Linked DNA regions of Homo sapiens: region 2 is linked to region 1. A link is an interaction called in ENCODE POLR2A ChIA-PET data of the cell type or tissue named here. Cell type or tissue: HCT116. All regions are shown on one strand. Each heading gives the region's core, and the rest is flanking DNA. Links, peaks and the distances in the headings are about the cores only.

The links. Peaks named below come from ENCODE experiments on the same cell type or tissue, not always from the same donor. Only the 100,000 strongest peaks of a DNase experiment are listed, where the experiment ranks them.
Region 2: POLR2A ChIA-PET joins it to region 1 with 6 read pairs; 4 of 35 experiments call an interaction of 5 or more read pairs at or near these places.

Annotation. Positions count from the first base shown.
Region 1 is chr6:105,382,867-105,385,784 of GRCh38, forward strand. All of the region lies in intron 2 of PREP (prolyl endopeptidase), which reads right to left. Among named protein-coding and RNA genes, the nearest start is that of PREP, 19 kb to the right of the region's middle. In HCT116, for the core only: no CTCF peak of the experiment used is centred there; a DNase peak (open chromatin) is centred at 1,335.
Region 2 is chr6:105,273,246-105,276,163 of GRCh38, forward strand. It overlaps PREP (prolyl endopeptidase), which reads right to left. Exons shown (of 15, transcript NM_002726.5): 15 at 1-2,918. Among named protein-coding and RNA genes, the nearest start is that of PREP-AS1, 4.3 kb to the right of the region's middle. In HCT116, for the core only: no CTCF peak of the experiment used is centred there; no DNase peak of the experiment used is centred there.

The DNA.
Region 1 (2,918 bases), core at 154-2,653:
TTGAGGAGCATCTGTTACAAATAACAGATATAGGACTTGGTTAAGCAACTATCAGGGGCTTCTGGAGAAAGTGGCAAAAACCATAATCCCAGCCTAAGTGAAAGGCATGGGCGGCACACTTGGATCCCCTCTCACTTTAGCAGAATTTGGAATTTGGAAATGACTCTCCAAGTACAGGGACAGCCCCATCAAAAAGCAGCCAAGAGGCGCTCACCCTGAGGCTGTAGGACTTAGGGCCAGGAGGGCAGGACAGTCAAGGTAGGTCATGCACAAAAGAGAATTAGATGCAGCTGCTTTTCAGGAAACACGTCCAGAAATGGAAACAATAAAAGATTGGAATAATGTACTTTCCAAGGCTAATATCTATGCCAAGGAATCTCTACCATTAAAAAAAAAAAAAAAAGAGTGCTCGTAATTTTCCAGGACTTACTCAATATTTACAAAAATCAGCAGCCCATCAGACAACAAAGGGGGAATCTTAAGCCCCAGAAAGAAAAGCTTGTTCAGGTCACAGTTTTGACCACAATGCCATTAACCTCACCACATGAAGTGCTTTCTTTTCCTGGCCCACAAGCAACCCCCTACTCATTCTCAAGGTGGAGAAATATTCTAGTTCAATCAGTGAGAGCCCAAAATCTTTTGGGCTCAACTTTAACATAAAAAACCCAGAGTGGGCCCATCTCTTCTCTCTGGGACCATCTGCTCTTGGGTGAAAAGGGCTCATAGTAAGCTTCCTGCTGCACATGATCAGCAGACTAGGCGGAGCCTTCTAGAAGCCTGTCAGGCCTCTTTCCACCTCTCTGCTTGTCCCCGTGTGGGTAAATCAACTCGTTCCCTCACTGGGACTAGTTACTATCAATTAGGGAGGAAGCAGAAACCGTCACTCCGACCTGATATTCAAGCCTTGTTCTCAATACTCGTCATGACCAGGGAAAACTGAAATTTTAACCCCATTAGGCTCCATTCTTTGGTGTATACTTTCCTGACCAAAAACCTGGTGAAGAGGTGATTTGCACCTCAAATCCAAACCTAACTAAATATCTGATCGTGAGGACATTAAACACACTCATATCCTCCCTCTCCTGAATAATTCTGTATCAATGAGGAAATCCAAACTGTAACAAGATTACTTAGAAAATACGAAGAAATAAGAAAAACAAGACTATCACACATTAAGTTTCATGGGATGTGGCAAACACTGTTGGAGTTGACATCTATTTCTTTCTGGTGCCATATGAAGTCCCACTGATAGTTGGGGAAAGGGTGTGACCGCTGCTGGCCAATCAGAATGTCCCTCCCCCAGACCACGGCTGGGCAGGACCTCAAGCAGGTGAGGCTGCGGCTCATCTCAGGGCTTGCTGGCATGACTCACCCATCAGGGAGCCAGCCTCTTCCAGTCCTGCACTACTGAATTCAGGAGTGTACAGGAAGCAGGCTTGGGAGACTGAGTGCTCATGCTTGGTTATGCCAGGTACCGAAGGGCAGTGATCACACTGTGACTGATGAGGAACATCTGGCTGGAACGGTGACAGTTATACCTTCAGAAAGTTTGAGGTTTACCCTCTTTCTCCATCAGATCGTATCATCTGCAATTGAGCATTCTCAGTGAGGATTCTTGGTACCGCTCGCTTGTACCTCCATCTGTCATAGATAATGTGACAGACACCTCTGTCTGTATTCTAACTATGCTAACTCCCTTCCACGTTGTTTATATAAGTAAACCCTGTTCATTTTCATAAGCAAAGTCTTTCCATCAATTCTAACCCACAGGCAATAGTCAACAAAATAGTAATAGTAGTAAACCCAGGCAAAACAATCAGAATCCTTTTTTAGGGACAGAGATGAGTATTTGAAGGGAGAAGTTATCTCAACTTAAGACACTTGGGGCTACAAGGACTGTGAGAAACCCAAAGAGACAAGACCCATCTTTCTCTGCCACACAGGAGTGGCTGCTGGAAAAATAAAATTATCAGAGAAAAGCAGATGACCTAAGAGAAAAAGACAGGTTCCCAAAAATACCACATGCACTCCTGGATCAGACTGTGCCTAAAGGCACTTATACCCTGAACCCCAATAACGTGAGCCACTCAGCTCCTCTTTTTATGTGAGCTGGTCTGAGTTGGGATTCAGGTACCAGTAATAAAGTGTCCTAACACAGCTTTCCTTGGAAGCCTCTGGTTTTCTGAACGAGATGAGACTGGATGACCATGAGCAGGCTGGAAAGAGGAGAGCTGACCAGAAGCTTGCTCCAGGGCTGGCTGGGGATGACTGAGCAAGTTCTCTACAATAAAGGTGTTTTATGAGAAAGAATAAACTTTAAGCATTAAAATAAAAAATTTTAAAATAACAAGAGAAAATAAGAAATCAATGAACTAGAAGCTTTTAAGCATGAAACTTAGACTTCCTAGATCTGCTTTAAAAAAAAAAAAAAAAAAAGAAAAAAAGCACATTTAGCCAAAGCTCTGGCTAAACTAATCAAGCAAAGATGATGCTACAGATACTCAAATTTAGAAATTATAAACAAATATAACCACGGATTGGGAGAATAAAGTCATTTAAAAAGCATATTACACATAACTTCATGCTAGTAATTTTTAAATCTCAATGAAATGAATAATTTACTAAGAAATACAAAGGACTAAAATTGATCCAAAAAGAAAGCAGAACTGAACAGAGCAATGACTGTGAAACAAAATGGGGGGAAAAAACCCAAGAATTAATTGCAATAAAAGAACTTGTCCCAGATAACTCTAAGGATGAAGTTTTTCAAATTATCAAAAACCATAATTTCCATATTATTTAAATGGCTCAATAATGAGTGCAATGGTGAGCATTTATTAAGCACTTACTATGTGCCTGCTACTTTGCTAAATGGCTCAAAAACACTATCATTTAATGTTAACAATTATATGAGGTGG
Region 2 (2,918 bases), core at 312-2,811, 110 kb before region 1:
CAGAGATTATTTCGATAACATTATGATTTACAAACCATAAAATTCATACATTTCAAGTGTACAATTCAATGACTTTTTAATACATTTACCAGGTTGTGCAACCGTTACTGAAATCCAGTTTTAGAACATTTTTGTCATCCCGGTTAGATCCTTTATGCCCAAGTAGTTAATTACCATCTTCACCACCAACTCCAGGTACCCACTAATCTACATTCTATCTTTATAGAACTGCCTTTTCAGGATATTTCACTTAATCAGACTATACCCAGTCATTTGTGTCTGGCTTCTTTCACTTATAATGTTTTTGAGATTCATCCATGATATGGCATGTCAGTGATTTTTGTGATGGTGGGTTCCTGCTGCCCCCACCCCCAAAATTCCTTAAAGGTGCTAAGCAACCTGCTCTTTGAATAACCACCCCGCTTTTCCCTAGGCTCTCCTGCTGTCAGTTTCCCACAGTGTTGTCGGCTTTCATCTCTCAGTGGCTTCACCTGACTGAGCTGCCTGCCATCTCTAGTGTATCCTCCAGGCCTCGCCTGGCTCCCTGTTCCCCCCACACTGGCTTCCTGCTCTTCCTCCAAAGGCCTGGCTGGTTCCTGCCTCAGGCTCTGCCCATTGCTGCTGTCCTCACCAACCCCCAAAACGTTGCCCATTGTTTGTCCCCTCATTCCGTTCGGGTCTTTGTCCGAATGTTGCTTCCTGAAAGAGGCACCCTGACCTCGACTCAAATAGCATTCCTTCTCACGGACTATTCATTTGCCCCACTTTGTTTCTTCACAGCTCTTTTTATTCCTGTTTCTTGTTAATTCCTGAAATTATACTTTGTTTATTATCTTGTTAATAGACTCGTGGGTATCTTAGTCTGTTTAAGCTGCTATAAGAAAATACCATAAACTGGTGGGTTGTCAACAACAGAAATTGCTCTCTCACAGTCCTAGAGTCTGGGACATCTAAGATCAAGGCACTGGCAGATTTGGTGTCTAATGAGGGTTGCTTCCTGGTTCATAGGTGACACCGTCTCCTGTGTCCTCACATGGTGGAAGGGATGGGGCGGGGGGGTCTCTCCTTGGGCTCTAATATAAAGGCACCAGTCCCATTCATGAGGATTCCGCTCTCATGACCCATCGCCTCCTGAAGGCCCTGCCTCCTAATTCCATCACTTTGGGATTTACGATTTCAACATATACATTTCGGGGAGGACATAAACACTCAGACAACAGCAGTAAGAGAGCTGTTTCGGCTGGGCATGGTGGCTCATGCCTGTAATCCCAGCATTTTGGGAGGCTGAGGTGGGTGGATCACCTGAGGTCAGGAGTTCAAGACCAGCCTGGCCAACATGGTGAAACCCCATCTCTACTAAAAATACAAAAAGATTAGCCGGGAATGATGGTATGCGCCTGTAATACCAGCTACTGGGAAGGCTGAGGCAGGAGAATCACGTGAACCCAAGAGGTGGAGGTTGCAGTAAGCTGAGATAGCGCCATTGCACTCCAGCCTGGGCCGTAACAGCAAAACTCCATCCCAAAAAAAGAGTGCAGTATCCAAGGCCCAGCTCCTGGGGTTACTGCCCTGCCTGCCCACCTCCTGGCTGGGGAACTTGGACCTTTGCCAAATGGGGAAAAGGTATTATGTGCTTCCTAAGGTTGTGTGAGGACAAACATTCATCCACACAGAGTGCTTGCAGCGGGTGGCACAGGGTAAACATGAGCAAGATAATTTACCATCTGTCTCCTCCCTGGAATATCAACTGGATGAGGGCAGGACATTTTCTCTCTGCACCTTCAGCCCCTGAGATATGGAGGATGAGAATGGCTCAATGTTCCTCCTTCAAGGGCCTCAGTCCTCATCCCACTGGCCTGACCACCCCAACAGTATGACCTTTGCCTCTTTACAGCAACCTCCACAGCTTTCCAGCCTGTCCTTAACCTGCCTTTGAGTCTTTGCAACTCCTTCTGGGCATTAGCTATGTGGCCTGCTGGGAACTTCCAGAGGCTGGTAAAACTGACAAACCTTGAGAGACTGGTGACAGGCTTCCTTAGTTGAAACTTATCCTTTTCAAACTTGTAGCACCATGTGTGTGTAGCTGCTTAAGCTTTAGTGGGAGTATTTAAGAAACATGATTAATTGGAAAGTTTTATAATATTCCAGGTAAGTCCATAGTGAACATAAATGTGACTTTATCTTGCTAAGGTAACAAATGCTCTGGTGTGCTTAGCAGGGCCTTGTGACAAAGCAGTGAGGCCACCTGTGCAACATGTACAACTTTTTCTTTTTCAAAACAGTCCTAAAAAAACTAAACATATAAGTCCTCTGTGATCGAGCAATTCCACTACTGGGTATGAATCCAAAAGAAAGGAAATCAGTATATCAAAAAGATATCTGCACTCCTGTGTCTACTGCAGCACTATCCACAACAGCCAAGATAGGGAATCAACCCACGTGCCCATCAGCAGATGAACAGATGAAGAAAATGTGGTACATATATACAATGGAATATGATTTAGCCATGAAAAAGACTGAGATCCTGTCATTTGCAGCAACATGGATGGAACTGAAGGTCAATATGGTAAGTGAAATAAGCCAGGCACAGGAAGACAAATATCCCATGTTCTCCACTCATGTGGGAGCTAAAAAAGCAGGCAGAGAAAGGGAGGATGAAGAGATTAATGCCTACAAATATACAGTTTGAAAGAAGACCTAGTGTTAGATCAGTAGGGTGTCTATAGTTTACAATAATCTACTGTGCATTTCAAAATAGCTAGAAGAGAGTAATCATAAGAAAGAGCCAAAGGGCAGAGCACAGGATACAGAAAAGTGGGATCAAATAGAGAAGAATCCCTTAGAGTTCTGGGTAGGAGCCCAATCTCAAGTCTTATTTCTAATGTTTAAAGCTCCCCCTACTCCCCAAAATACCTTTA